Linked DNA regions of Homo sapiens: regions 1, 2, 4 and 5 are each linked to region 3. A link is a contact called in ENCODE Hi-C or POLR2A ChIA-PET data. All regions are on one chromosome and are shown on one strand. Each heading gives the region's core, a stretch centred on a gene start or an enhancer-like site at or near the end of the contact. The rest is flanking DNA. Distances are from core to core; before and after follow the strand shown.

Region 1 (2,700 bases), core at 6-2,505, 450 kb before region 3:
TTCACCAATTCCTGGCAGTAAGTATGTAATCAATGGCTGCATGCTAAGCTATAGATGCGAAGAGCAAAAAAGAGAATAACTCGCCTTTCAGACGAGTTATTCCTGAGGGCTATTCATGTATACTTTTAGTCACTCTCTATTCCAACACTTAAAGAAAACCACTAGAGACTCTGGACCACTACTGTCTTGATGAAAAGATAGAGGAGTCATTGGTGAGGATAAATCACTGCATCGTCTTTAATTTATTATTACTGCTTTTCACAAAAGTAGCTGGTAATTAGACCCATCTCTGTACCCTGTTCCAAAAGAGGGCAGCATTGCCACTAGCACATTCCTTCAGCTGTAAATGGCCAAGACCCTCTGCTGGAGTAAGAGTCATCCATTACTTTGGCACCTCCAGGCCAGATTCTTGTGATACATTCTATGTATGGAAAAGCAAGGCTTTACCAGCAGCATCAGCTCATACATGACACTCACGCTTGGCTCTCTTTGCTACTTGGAGCCATTTTGATATTATTTGCAACGTGGAATGGTTAGTCTGAGCCACACATTGTTTTTAGTAATTCCATAATGTGGGTAAAAGTACGTGTGTGTGTATACGTGATAGTGAATAGCAAAAAGCAAATATCCTCCTCCCGCACCCCACCTGTGGTATTGATATTTCCACTATGCTGGTAGGAGTGCAGGGGAAAATACCATTTAGATGTTCCTGGGATTGATATTAAGAATTTTCAGGATACCCCCAAACAACCACTTCAAAAGATGTGCACTTGGGTTCTCTTGCTCATATGAGGTCAAACTAATTGGATTACTTAAACACAGATAATGCAGAAGAGGAAGTTTGGCGGCTCATGATCAATTAAAACAGTTTCCTTCTCAATTTTTGATTTGGTTTGGGTTTCCTTTGCTTTGGACCTTGGCATTAGAACACACATAGAAACTGTGTCTTTATAATTCCCCTCAGGCTTTTCCTAGAGGTAAGCACTCTAACTGGGGATGGAGATTTTGGTTAATTTCTTAATTGGCTGTGTCCTGGTAATGGTTTTTGCAGGATAAAAGCTCTATTTGTATCTCAGTCATTATGGACAGTGAGTCAACTCAGGACTTTAAATGAGGTTTATTATCTTCAGAGATTAAGGCAGTATTTTCTGAGCAGATTTAACAAAAATGATCTTGCCTAATTAAAAGGCTTCACTGGGTAGTGTTCGTCAGAGAGCCCGGCTGCTGGCTGTTATTTCCTGTGTCAAACTTCCTCTTACCCCTCAAGTTTGTACATGAGACAGTTAGAGGGGCCGTGTCTCAGCTCTGCCACCCACGTCTCAGCCCACTCGCACTCGATTGGACAGAATGTTAAAGAAAACTCAGAACATAAATCTGGGTGGGGAGAGCTAAGAACTCTACATTATGTTCTGTCTCGTTTCTTTTTTTATAGCTCATCATAACCTATGCCTATTTTTCCCTTTGAATCTTTCATAGATTCCAGTCATAGGCCAGATTCAAGACTCAACCCCAATTATTGGGTATAAGAGACACAATAGGTATTCAATAAACATCGGTTGAATTGAATTAAATGGGATTGAAATTGGCCCCACTAAGACATAGATCTCTTAGGGGTTGTTTGGCTGCAAAAACCAGAAATCTAGATGACTAGCTAAAGCTAAACAAGAAAATTTACTGTAAGGATACATGGATTTCTTTATGAGAAAATGCAAAAGGAAGTGGAAACTTACCAGGAATGAAAGAGAATGCTGTTTATAATTGTAAGTGCTCTCATTTCTGAAGAATCGTTCTATTCTTCTCCCTCTCTCTCTCTTTCTCTCTCCCCTTTAAACTTTCTTGACTTAGTGTGCATGAGAGAAAATGGCATTCCAAACCCCACATAAACTCCTCTTTCAAATGCTTAGTATTTGTCAGCTATAGCCATTCTGTTCTCAACACATGGGTACTGGCTTTCTTTCAAGCTTTGACAGACATCATTGTCAAGCAGAATTTTTTCCACTGAGCTTGGATACTGCTTCACATTCTTTTTAATTCAGAGCTCCAGACAGCCATGACTAGTTGTTGAAATGGCCATCTCTGTTCTAATTCCTCTGTCAATGGGTAGTCCTTTAAATATTTTAAGATAGCTCTGGGGTCTTCTGTGAATATATAATTCTAAGGCTAATATCTCTAATTTCTTGAGTTCTATAACATGGTTTTGAACCTACATTTAAGTTGCAACAAAACCTCATTTAACTCATAGAAATTCAGTAATATTTGTGTTGCACCAAACAACAACAACAACAGTGAGGGAAGAATCCCCTATTCCTTTCCTCCCATTTACACTTGTAGGAGAGGAAAAACCTTTCTCTAATCTCCTAGATTCTGTAGCTGAGCCTGTGAATCAAGCAGACAAAAGACATATTAACAGGAGAAAAGCATACAAATTTTATTTGATGTAAATATTTTTATGTGGCATGAGGGGCTTCATAGGAAAGAAGCGAAAACCCCAAACAAGCAGTTAGACTCAGGGGTTATATACCATTTTAACAAAGGGCAAAAAATTTGTGGAGAAATGATAGGACAAAGGAAGGGTGTCCAAAAAGGTCCTAGGGGCAGTAATTTGTGGGAAAGTGACTAGAAAATATATGAGAGAAACTAATGGAAGATAAGGGTTATTTCAGTAAGGTTTGTTTGTGCAGACTTATCTCTGCACCATCT
Region 2 (2,700 bases), core at 156-2,655, 290 kb after region 3:
TTTCTAGTGCTAAAGATGAAATAGTTGTGCAAGTGTGTGTTTCTCATTTTGGGAACAGTCAGGTTAATTCATTTAACTTCTTGAGATTAAGATAACAATAATTCAGAAGGAGAAACCAGAAGCATCTTCTGTCAGTCCAGTAATGTCATCATTTCCAGTAGTGGAGAATGAAAATAATCAGCATTATTATTGCCCAAATCAAATAGCGTGAAGGTACAGAGATACTAGTTCCTTCTAATTCAAATTCTAAATGAATATCTAAAGAATTACTGAAATTGTAAAACCCGCAATCTGATGAGGTTTGGGAATTGGAGTTTTTTTTATTCCTGTGGCATGAGTTTGCAAACTGAGTGCCTATTCTTCCGGGGGCAGTGCCATCACACTGACAAATGTGATTATTGCTCAAATATTATCTCAAATCACGAGATACTAACAAGCTTCAATTTTGTCCAAATACTTAAAAGTATCTGCTTTATACGGTCAGCATGAGATTTATATGTTTCTTTTTCTAACTGCTTCATGTCTGAAAAAAATTTATCTTGTCAACTAATTCACTTTATTAACATAATCTAATCATATACAGCAAAGGAGAAAAAAATGTGAATATACCATTTTTTCTTTTCTTTTTCTTTTTCTTTTTTTTTTGAGATGGAGTTTCACTCTTGGTGCCCAGGCTAGACTGCAATGGCGCATTCCAGGTCACTGCAACCTCTGGCTCCTGGGTTCAACCAATTCTCCTGCCTCAGCCTCCCAAGTAGCTGGGATTACAGGCATGCACCACCACGCCTAGCTAATTTTGTACTTTTAGTAGAGACGGGGTTTCACCATGTTGGTCAGGCTGGTCTCTAACTCCTGACCTCAGGTGATCCACCCGCCTAGCTTACCACGTTGTTATACATTACATTAGAAGACTGGGAAATGAAGTATAATTGGGTAAAGCTTATAGGTGTTTTGTATTCTCCAAGGTAAAAATAAATGTTCTTGATGTGTTATTTTTAATGTACAAAGAAAAAAATATTTCACTCAGGTCTGGCACAGAAGCTTAGATCTCTGAGTCATTTTAACTACAGCTGAAACGACAAAAACAATTTACCTGAGCTCACCTTTGGTCATTTCCTGTTACCTCCAACTTGACTAATTCCCTTAGCCATTTACAAAAAAAGAAAGGAACACACAAAAGAGCTCATCATTAGTTACTCCACAAGCAGCAGCTCATCATTAGTTACTCCACAAGAACAATGACCTAAAGCACGTATTCATAAATACTAGTACATTTGACTTTCATATGATGAAATCAGACAAAATTCTTTCATCACTGAATCACTTGTAGGGAGTAGAAGACAATGGTGCCACATAACTTTTATGAAGTACTTTCTCTTTTCATCATGTGATGACAGCAAGTTCTTATCCATACACACCCAATCTTAAAGTCTTTCGCTTTCAACTTAAGTTGAATGCAGGTGTGTCAAAATGCTTCATGTTTGACACATCTGACAATACTACAGGTGAACTGAACCAGGCAGTAAACAGTTTTTTACTGAAACAGTGACTCGATGTTTTGGATACTCTACATAGATTTTTAAATGACAATTTTTTTTAATACGTAATAAAAAGAAGAAGCAAAGATAAAAGTTTTTTTCTAAAGAAAAGATACTGAGATGTGTTAGAGATGTGGCTTCCTCCTGGTATGAAAGATACCATCAAAAATACCTGAAAAGAATAGGCATTATCTATGTCATTTCAATGAAGTGTGTGTTCTGCAGTCAAGAGAAGCATTTGACAGTTTGCATGGGGAGAAGTCTGTCACACAGATGTACTCACCTACAGCACCTGAAATCACCTAAAAGGAAGGTTTGTGGATTAGGTTGTGTGGCTGCGCTGCCTCACTGCTCCCCTCTAAAAAAAAAAAAAAAAAAAAAAAACCACAAGGGAAGTCACACTGTGTATCCCCTAGAAAAGGATGTACACGTAGAGCAGCCTAGAAATTTAACAGAACAAAGAATCTCTTTTAAAAGAACAGCTTCACAAATTTGTGTGCCTTTCTTGTGTAGGGTCACGTTAATCTTGTCTTGTAACCTGGGTATAAGAGCAGAATAAAGGTGTATTCTGAGAGTGTCAGTTCAAAGCACTTGAATGCTTTTCATTTACGTGTCTGATGTTCATAATCACCATTTAAAAAATTCAACAAGAGTGGTCAGGATTATATATAGGAACACTAAAATAACAAAACAAACAAAATAAAAACAGTAGACACTCAGGTTCCTAAGATCATATCAGAAATATTATTAAGAGAGAAGAGCATGTAGGCAGATTAGATACTAAACACAAATTGAAGACTAAGATTTGTGAAAGTAAAATAAAGAGTAAGGAAAAAGCAAGTATTTCAGAATGTTATTTTAAACTAAACCAAAAAGTTAAAAAGAAAGAAAACAAAAACAAATGGCAGCATAGTAAAGTGGAAAAACCAAAAGACCACCAGGAGATGGAGACCTGTGTTCTAAACCTATTTCTGCAATTAAGTGGTTAAGAGACGTTTGGCACAATCATGCAAAAATTAAGAGAGTGAACTTTGGGAGGCCAAGGTGGGTGAATCACTTGAGGCCAGGAGTTCAAGACCAGCCTGGCCAACATGGTGAAACCCCGTCTCTACCAAATATACAAAAATTAGCCAGGCATGGTGGCACATGCCTGTAATCCCAG
Region 3 (2,753 bases), core at 218-2,717:
ATCTGGATCCAGCAGATCTTGAAGTTAGAATACCCCAGAATCTGAGCTGAGCATTTATTACTCGCAACTGAAAGTATAGACTGAAATAAGAGAGAGTTCTTTCTTTTACCTTTTTTTTTTTTTTTTTTTGGAGACAGTCTCACTCTGTCACCTAGGCTAGAGTGCAGTGGTGCAGTCTCGGCTCACTGCAAACTCCACCTCCCAGGTTCCAGCGAGTCTCCTCCCTCAGCCTCCCGAGTAGCTGGAATTACAGGTGCCTGTCACCACACCTGGCTAAGTTTTGTATTTTTAGCAGAGATGGGGTTTCACCATGTTGGCCAGGCTGGTCTCGAACTCCTGACCTCAAGTGATCCACTCACCTCGGCCTCCCAAACTGCTGGGATTATAGGCATGAGGCACTGCGTCCAGCCTAAAATAAGAGGGAGTTCTACTAGCCAACTCATGCATTGCTCTGCTCCAGGGTACCTAAGTAACCAACTGCTCTAATGGTTTCTCTCCAGATGGACAGACCTGCCAGGTTGATACCTTTGCCAGCCCCTCTGGAATTCCAGTGAATAAAATTTTCCCTAACAGATCACTTGTTTAGTGTAGCACTTAGCGCCTAGCCTCACCACTGTTTACTTACCTCCTTTCCCTCCTCTGTGAGCTCTCTGCATGTAAGAACTACACTCTTTATAACAGTTTTGTTGGTGGCCATGCACAGTGGCTGACTTATAGTAGATGCTCTATGGAGTGACTGTTTGCAAACAACCTTCCAAATAAGATAAGAATAACAAAATTGAGCCTGGTTAGTCTGCATCCAGATAGAATGGAATTTTTTAAATGGCAGCAAGGGGAGCAAAGCACATTGTTAAGTAATGCTAAATGAAAACAGGCAGCAACCCTCAAAGGTGAGCTTCAAAAGTCAGATCAACCTTCACTCAGCCCTAGAACATTTCTAACTAAATCCCACCTCTCACTAGAAGTGTCACCATTTTTCTTTTCTTTGAAAAAGCATGATGGGGGAGGGGGTGCTGGAGAACGACAAATGAGAGGGTGACTCCCATATAAGTCAGCTTCCTCTTCCCCAAATCAGTTTCCAGAAACTCTGCCATATCATGCAACGAGAACCCCCAGCTCCTAATTCAAAGGAAAGTCTCAGAGGTCTTGGGTAAAGACGATAACACCTCTCCTTTGGTGGCTTTCAGTGATAAACAGCTTCCTGCCTGAGCACTCATAAACCTGAACTCGTGGAAAAGAATTACTACACGGAAAACAGAACCCAGGCAGGGTTCGTAAACGGTACCCGGCATGGGTTTCTCACATCTTCGTTGATAAACGTCCTGTTGCCTCCTGAGGAATCTGTGAGACTCCTTGGGTACAGCTGTGGTCAGGAACACACCATGCAACAACTAGACCTGAGAAGTGTCCATCTTTCTGCCATCGAGACCTGCCCTAGAAGAAAAACAGAAACAACACAGATGGAGCTGCCTGTTCAAATCCTTGTGGATGTCATAAGATTAGCAGCTTTCCTCTGAGTCGGCCTCAAAGACTTCCTTTGCAATTGTTCCTAAGCTAGCTCAAGGGATAGGCAGTGAAGTTCACTAAAACAAAAACATAACCTCAAACATCCAAAACAGCTGGTGGAAATTGTGACTGTTTTAGAGGAGCTGACTTATCTAGCTGAGTCAAAACAAGTGTGAGCGCTTCAAACAGGCACAAGATCAGAAACAAAATTAGGTGTTTATTGAGTGCTGTCCTCTTGATTTTTTTTTTCTCCTTTGCTTAGGCATGAATCTCCCCCTTAGCTTCATCCTGGCAAGGAATAAAATCTTTTATGATATAAAAATTGATATATTGGGAAATTAAGTGTAAAATAAGGGTCCTTTTCCTAGTTGTAAAAGTAATATATGTTCTTTGGAGGAAAATGCAGAAAAAACACAAAAACTAAAATAAAAGTCACCTGTAATCCCACCACTGTTTCTATTTTATTTTTTTAACTTTAGTTTTTCATATACACACACGATTTAAATTATATCTGGATCTATATCTAGACAGATAGGTAGATAGATAGAGATATCTATTTAAATGATTAATTTTGATCCTGATTTTTTCATCCAGTACATCATGACCATTTTCCTATGTCATTTATATATTCTTCCACATTTTCTATATCTGCAAAATATCAGACCATACAAACACCACAAACTTTTTAGCTAATGCCAATTATGAACATTTAGGATATTTCTTTTTCTTTTTTTCTATTTTTTTTTTTTTTTTTGAGACAGGGTCTCACTCTGTCGCCTAGGTTGGACTGCAGTGGTGCCATCATGCTTCACTGTTGCCTTGAACTCCTGAACTCCTGGGTTCAAGCAATCCTCCTGTCTCAGCCTCCCGAGTAGCTGGGACTACAGGTATGTGCCATCACACCTGGCTAATTTTTTTTGTTTTTGAAGAGATGGGTTCTTGCTATGTTGCCCAGGCTGGTTCACTTGAAACTTCAAGTTTCAAAGTAGGAATTTCAAGTGATCCTTCAGCCTCAGCCTCACAAAGTGCTCGGACTACAGGCAAATGCACGGCCTAGGATATTTCTGATTTTGTGCCATTATCAACAGTGCTGTGAAAAAGATCCTTGTTGATAAATCTTACATGTGTACATAGGAAATTTACTTTGTGTTACAGTACACTGAAATTCAGGATATAAAATGGATAACTGGCATTGAAGAAATCTAGCACCCTTCTCCCTAAGAATTGCTGACATATTTCTAGTTAGG
Region 4 (2,757 bases), core at 211-2,710, 260 kb after region 3:
GAGCTGGCACCTGGTGGCTACATCATCCCATGGCAAGAGAGCAAGAGAGTGAGAGAGCAAGAGAGTGAGAGAGCGAGACAGCGAGAGAGGGAGAGAGAGAGAGTGCGTGTGTGTAAAAGAGGGCCAAACTCCCTTTTTATAACCAACCTACTCCTGCAGTAACGGCATTAATTCATTCACTCTGCCCTCATGGCCTGATCATCTCTCATCAGGCCCCACCCCCGAACTCTGTTACAATGGGGATTAATTTTCCAATACATGCTTTTTAGGGGACATAGTCAAACCATATCAGGGGGACTTTAACCACCTGCACTTGAAGAGAAAAGGAGAGGGCACTGAATTAGGTCTGTACTTCCTTTCTGAGACTTTAGAAGATATCAAGAGACCTGGCTCACTCCTTTCCTCCAGCAGCCTGTTCAGCGTGGCCCTTGAGCTTGACTCACAAACAGCAGTGGAAAATAAGCAAGGGGAAGAACGTGCCTGCAGAGCCCAAAGTCAGCCTGTAGAGCTCAGGCTGGCAATCACTTTCACTCTGCTGCAGCAAGCACCCCTGGGGCTGCTGCCCAAGGATCAACGCAGCAAACCAGCAGGAAGTGGAATAGTCAGCAGAAAGGGTCAAGGAAACCTATCCTTTGTCAGACAGGAGCTTTATTTCCACTCTGGTCCACAGCCTCAAAGGGCAGCTGCCTCACAGGGAGAGTATTTGACCAAATCCGGTTTGCACGTTTGAAATAAGAACTCCATTTATTGCTCTCTGAAACCGAGTGCTAGAAGGCCCCATTCCCAGCAGCCTTGACACCCCCCGTCCCCTCCTACTGTGACAGTCCAGGTTGTTCCAGCTGCCCTGGCTGATGTCTGGCCCTCCAGGATGGATATGTGTCCAAGAAATCCCAGACCCATCCTCCACTTGGACGATTTTGCAAACCTTCACATAAGAACAGATTGCACAAGCGGTATGTGTGAGGGCTGACGGAAGAAAAAGGGAAGAGCTCTTTCTGCTTATGACTGGGACGCTGTTATTCATCAAGCTCTGGTGTTTCAAGTGAGTTTTGTGGATGAGGAGGCCAAGTCATGTCAGCACTAGAAACCTCCCTGGCCTCAGTCATATGTGCTACCCCACCTCTTCCCCACAGCCCCTGCCATTCCTTTATGAGGACCCTCCCTGTTTCGTGCTTTCACAGAGTAAAGCTGCTGTGAGTGGTGCCTTGAGTCACACCCAGCTCACACTGCCCCACAGAATCTGACACGAGGTCTGGGGTGAACTCTGTGGCCCTGGCCTCCATCTTCTGCCCTGCCCTTGCTTCCTGAGGTGGGCAGGAAGCGGGACTCGCGATGAGGGCTAGGCCCCGGCTTCTGGCAGTGGGGGAGTTTCTATCCTGCCCAAGGGGTTAGGGGAAGGAATGTTGGTCACATGAAATCCAGGGGCGGCTATGTAATGTGGGAGACAGCAAGCATCATGTTCCCACACTGTAAGTCATGATGACACTGTTAAAAACGACGGGTGGGTGGGGGAAAGTGAAAGAAAAAGAATAAGGGGGAACAGAAACCAAAGTGAGGCATACAGAGGCATCAAGCAAGACTAACGGCCAAGGTACGAAGAGAGGCCAGGGGAAGGGGTGGCCTGGAAGGGAGTCAGGAAAAGGCAGACGAATCAGACTGGGTAGGAGGAAAGGAATCAGGCCAAGGAAAACATAATGAGATGTGAAGAGAAGACACGATCATTTGGGGAGATGGCAGGGAATCTGCCACCAAGTACATCAACACAGGGTGTTGAAGGCCGGGGCCAAGAACACCTTTGGGGCATCACCCCAGTACAGCATGGAGCAGCACCTGACTGTGAAATCTGTGTCTCTGCTTGCTGGAGGCCTAACTAAATTCAGATGGAAAGGGTCTGTGAGACTCTTAGAAGAATAGAAAGGGGGATGGAAGTAGAGGGAAAAGACCAGAGAGACCCATCTGTGCTTCACAGCTCTTCACGAGTTCATTCCCAAGCAGGCTTTGCCTGTGGTCTTGTGGGTGATGCAAAAAATTAAGAAAATAAATAAAAATTTTAAAATAGGATCTTTGGCTTTTGTTCTCATAACCTAGGAGAGGGAACAGGTGCACATACACAAAGCACCAAGCAGCAACAATTTTATTGAGACTGTTCAGAGGACACAGTAACAGAATACTGGTTGAATGAATAAATGAAGACCAAAGAAAGGAAATGCAGAAAGGCTTTCTTGACCATGTCATTTGTCATTTTAAAAAATGCAGGAATTGGTCAGACGCGGTGGCTGACACCTATAATCCCAGCACTTTGGGAGGCCAAGGCAGGTGTATCACCTGAGGTCAGGAGTTCCAGACCAGCCTGGCCAACATGGTGAAACCCAGTCCCTACAAAAAAATACAAAAATTAGCCAGGCATGGTGGTGGCCATCTGTAATCCCAGCTACTTGGGAGGCTGAAGCGGGAGAATCGCTTGAACCTGGGAGGTGGAGGTTGCAGTGAGTTGAGATCGTACCATTGCACTCCACCTTGGGCCACAAGCATGAAACTCCGTCTCAAAAAAAAAAAAAAAAAAAAAAGCAGGAATTAAACAGTGTTGGTCAAAATGGATGAAAAATTCAAAAATGGACCAAGAAGGTACAATACCCAGGCTTGACAATAGCATAGCACAGGTTCTGAATCAAAGCAGAGAGCAGGAGGCATAGCTGCCAATTCTAGTCTTCTGGGTGAGCTGAATCTGCCTAGACATGGTATTTAACACCTTAAAAA
Region 5 (2,700 bases), core at 71-2,570, 410 kb after region 3:
AAACTGTTCTAAGAAGATAATCAACTCAAGTTCTAAAGTATACTTTGACTTATCAATCAAATCTTCTCAACCAGTCCATCATGTTTTGAAGGCTGAGAGAGAATGCTGAGCTAGGTAAAGCCTCAAAAAAAAACAGTATGAAGAACCTGGTCAGTGTTTTTTCCCCAGAAAAGGTACCCAAAAATAAAACAGGAGTGTTTTGGAAAATCAATTATGATTTATATAAAGAACCGACAAGTAGATAAAAGAAGGAGCTTGGCAAAAATTTATGGTTTTCCTCCTTTGCAGTAGACACTCTAGCCATTTCTTGCTTTCCTAAGTGTCTGATTTCTTTTGCTGATAAAACTGCTTTGTTATTCTTTTGGCTGCTTTTATAACCGCATCATCTTTCATGCTTTTTATTCAAGGTGATATCTTTTGACTAATAAATCAAGTAGAACTACTAAGCTGACAAATATATACAGAAAGAGATATTCTGGTTGAAGGAATTTATATTTAATCATGGGAGTCCAAGATAATAGGTACCAACCAACTAGGTAGGAGAACGTGACATTGATCCTAGGGGCTACAGAATACAGGGGTATGGGAGGGAGATAGTTGGCATGCTCCAGTATGGAATACAAGGAACTAAATACTATGAACAAGCTGCTGAATAGTATTATGCATTCAACAGAATATAAGTTATTCTTTTATAAAGAAATAACTGTGATTAGTGAAGAAAGAAAAAGGAATTCTTACTATTTAATATAAGAAAAAGCAGTTTTTCCCCCACAGGAAGTATTATCGCCCCTGTTTTAAATAACTTGCCAATATCATGCTATTCTTAAATAAATGGCAGAGAAAAGATTCAGTGTAGTCTTTCAGAAATGACAAATACAGATGTGACATTAAAGTCTCTTTAAAAAAGCAAAACAGCGTCGCAAACTAGCTGTTTTCAAAAATATGTAAGTATAATCTATTAGTCTAATAAGGTCTCTTTTAGCAAACCTTGAACTTTAATTTAAAAATGATTAATGGGCATTACATAGTAATCTATTCTGTAGAAAACAATATTAACTTATGGAGACAGTAGGAGGGAAGAAACACCACAGCTAATGGGTATGGATATATCAGCTCCTGATTTTGGAGAGTGTTGTATTACATGCCTTGGCTTCACTCAAAATTGCTAAAGAACTCACAAATGATTTTTATGAAATAAAATATTTTTTACAATAAGGAAAAAAGAACATTAGACTATAACCTCAATTAAGACAGGAATTTTTGTCTGTTTTGTTCAATGCTACATTTCCACTGCCCAAAATAGTGCCTGCTTTAAAGGAGGCACACAATAAATATTTGCTGAATGAGTCAGAGATGCCAATGGTTAAGTGAGGCAGAGCCAACAACTGTAATTTTAAAAGAATACTCATTTTTAAGGCAGAATCCACACTGAAATGTAGCTGCAATTTTCTGTTCCGTTTGGCCTGTGGGAGTAATCTTTAACTAATATATCCATAGAAACACTAAGAAATCACTCTAAGATTTAAGAATGACTATTCTATAGTACATATAGATACAATTTACCTAGGAAATATTTAAACAAATAAAAATGAAAACAACAATGAAAAGACATCATCTTCTTGTCTTTTACCTGCAGACTATATATACTACTCATTGTTTTTCTTAGGTGTATTTCATTGGTTTAAGTTCTTTTTTTTTCAATGTGGTAAAATATACCTAGTATAAAATTTACCATTTAAACCATTTTTAAGTGTACAGTTTAGTAATACTAAATACATTCACTATCCATCTCCAGAACTTTTTCATCATGCTAAATGGAAACTGTACGTATTAAACAGTAGCTCCCCATTCCCTGCTTCCCCAGCTCCCAGTAACCACCATTTTACTTTCTATCTCTATGAATTTGACTACTCTAGGTACCTTATTTAAGTGGAACCATATAATATTTGTCCTTTAGTGCCTGGTTTATTTCACTTAACATATGTCTTCAATGTTCTTTTAGTTCTTTTACTTTGAATAAGATTAACCACATTTGGAAATACTGTCAGCTACAATGGAAACTATCATTCTCTTATTCCTCATTTAGCCCTAGTATAAAGTATTCCATGACTCTGATACAAGTGATTCATTTTTATCTATACAGCTTAAAAGAATACATATTTTATGCAATTATATGGAATACTTATGTTTCCAAAAAAGTTGCCCATAATTTTAATTCTTTATGCCAAGTCCAATTCTGTCCAACAATTTTCAATTTTAAAATTAGAGACCTTTCTAGGACAAAAATAGAAGTAAAACATACTAGAATTCTGTTCCACTCCAATGTGTAAAGCATCATACTAGGCAATGAGGATACAACATTGAAAGAGACAGAAGAGTCCTTCCCCTTATACAGCATACAGGTTAGACAGCAAAAAAGATACAAAAAAACAAAATTACAAATGTGATTAATGCAGGGAGGAAGTAAAGAATGTTATAAGAGCAAGTAGCAAAGGAATTTAACCTGATCTTGAGTTTCACGGGAGGCCTTGACACGAAGTGTATCTTAAGGCAAAGAGTCAAAAGACAAATAGGAGTGAAATGAACATGGGTGAGTGTGGAAGTCTGGGTGTGTGTAGGTATGGGAGATACCTCTGCCTTTTCCAAACAGGGGACACTGCAAGACAAAAGGCATGGAATGAATACAAAGAAACAAAGATG

The links. A loop is a pair of places that touch in the nucleus more often than their neighbours do. ChIA-PET counts read pairs that join two places held with the same protein, here RNA polymerase II (POLR2A). Pooled maps may share reads with other maps.
Region 1: a loop to region 3 is called in a map with no recorded cell type, with 2.1 times the contacts of the local background. The contact joins two enhancer-like sites. A Hi-C loop is called at or near these places in 2 of 37 single-sample maps with no recorded cell type and 2 of 50 pooled maps. POLR2A ChIA-PET finds 5 or more read pairs at or near these places in 3 of 52 experiments (GM10248, GM12878 and activated CD4-positive, alpha-beta T cell).
Region 2: a pooled map shows a loop between it and region 3 (4-fold over the local background). The contact joins two enhancer-like sites. A Hi-C loop is called at or near these places in 3 of 37 single-sample maps with no recorded cell type and 7 of 50 pooled maps. POLR2A ChIA-PET finds 5 or more read pairs at or near these places in 1 of 52 experiments (activated CD4-positive, alpha-beta memory T cell).
Region 4: a pooled map shows a loop between it and region 3 (9-fold over the local background). The contact joins two enhancer-like sites. A Hi-C loop is called at or near these places in 3 of 37 single-sample maps with no recorded cell type and 11 of 50 pooled maps. POLR2A ChIA-PET finds 5 or more read pairs at or near these places in 1 of 52 experiments (activated T-cell).
Region 5: a map of endothelial cell of umbilical vein shows a loop between it and region 3 (2.9-fold over the local background). The contact joins two enhancer-like sites. A Hi-C loop is called at or near these places in 1 of 168 maps with a recorded cell type or tissue (endothelial cell of umbilical vein) and 1 of 50 pooled maps. POLR2A ChIA-PET finds 5 or more read pairs at or near these places in 1 of 52 experiments (common myeloid progenitor, CD34-positive).

Annotation. Positions count from the first base shown.
Region 1 is chr6:105,452,261-105,454,960 of GRCh38, forward strand. No RefSeq gene overlaps it. Among named protein-coding and RNA genes, the nearest start is that of PREP, 51 kb to the left of the region's middle. Within about 2 kb of position 1,256, at least 8 of the 41 ENCODE cell types and tissues checked have a DNase peak (open chromatin) inside an H3K27ac peak, as active enhancers do.
Region 2 is chr6:106,193,911-106,196,610 of GRCh38, forward strand. All of the region lies in intron 7 of ATG5 (autophagy related 5), which reads right to left. Among named protein-coding and RNA genes, the nearest start is that of PRDM1, 110 kb to the left of the region's middle. Within about 2 kb of position 1,406, at least 7 of the 41 ENCODE cell types and tissues checked have a DNase peak (open chromatin) inside an H3K27ac peak, as active enhancers do.
Region 3 is chr6:105,899,209-105,901,961 of GRCh38, forward strand. No RefSeq gene overlaps it. Among named protein-coding and RNA genes, the nearest start is that of PRDM1, 190 kb to the right of the region's middle. Within about 2 kb of position 1,468, at least 4 of the 41 ENCODE cell types and tissues checked have a DNase peak (open chromatin) inside an H3K27ac peak, as active enhancers do.
Region 4 is chr6:106,163,116-106,165,872 of GRCh38, forward strand. No RefSeq gene overlaps it. Among named protein-coding and RNA genes, the nearest start is that of PRDM1, 78 kb to the left of the region's middle. RefSeq lists enhancers at 90-936, 398-477, 937-1,783, 1,208-1,307, 1,328-1,377 and 1 more. Within about 2 kb of position 1,461, at least 21 of the 41 ENCODE cell types and tissues checked have a DNase peak (open chromatin) inside an H3K27ac peak, as active enhancers do.
Region 5 is chr6:106,308,856-106,311,555 of GRCh38, forward strand. The region is part of intron 2 of ATG5 (autophagy related 5); the gene reads right to left. Among named protein-coding and RNA genes, the nearest start is that of ATG5, 16 kb to the right of the region's middle. Within about 2 kb of position 1,321, at least 4 of the 41 ENCODE cell types and tissues checked have a DNase peak (open chromatin) inside an H3K27ac peak, as active enhancers do.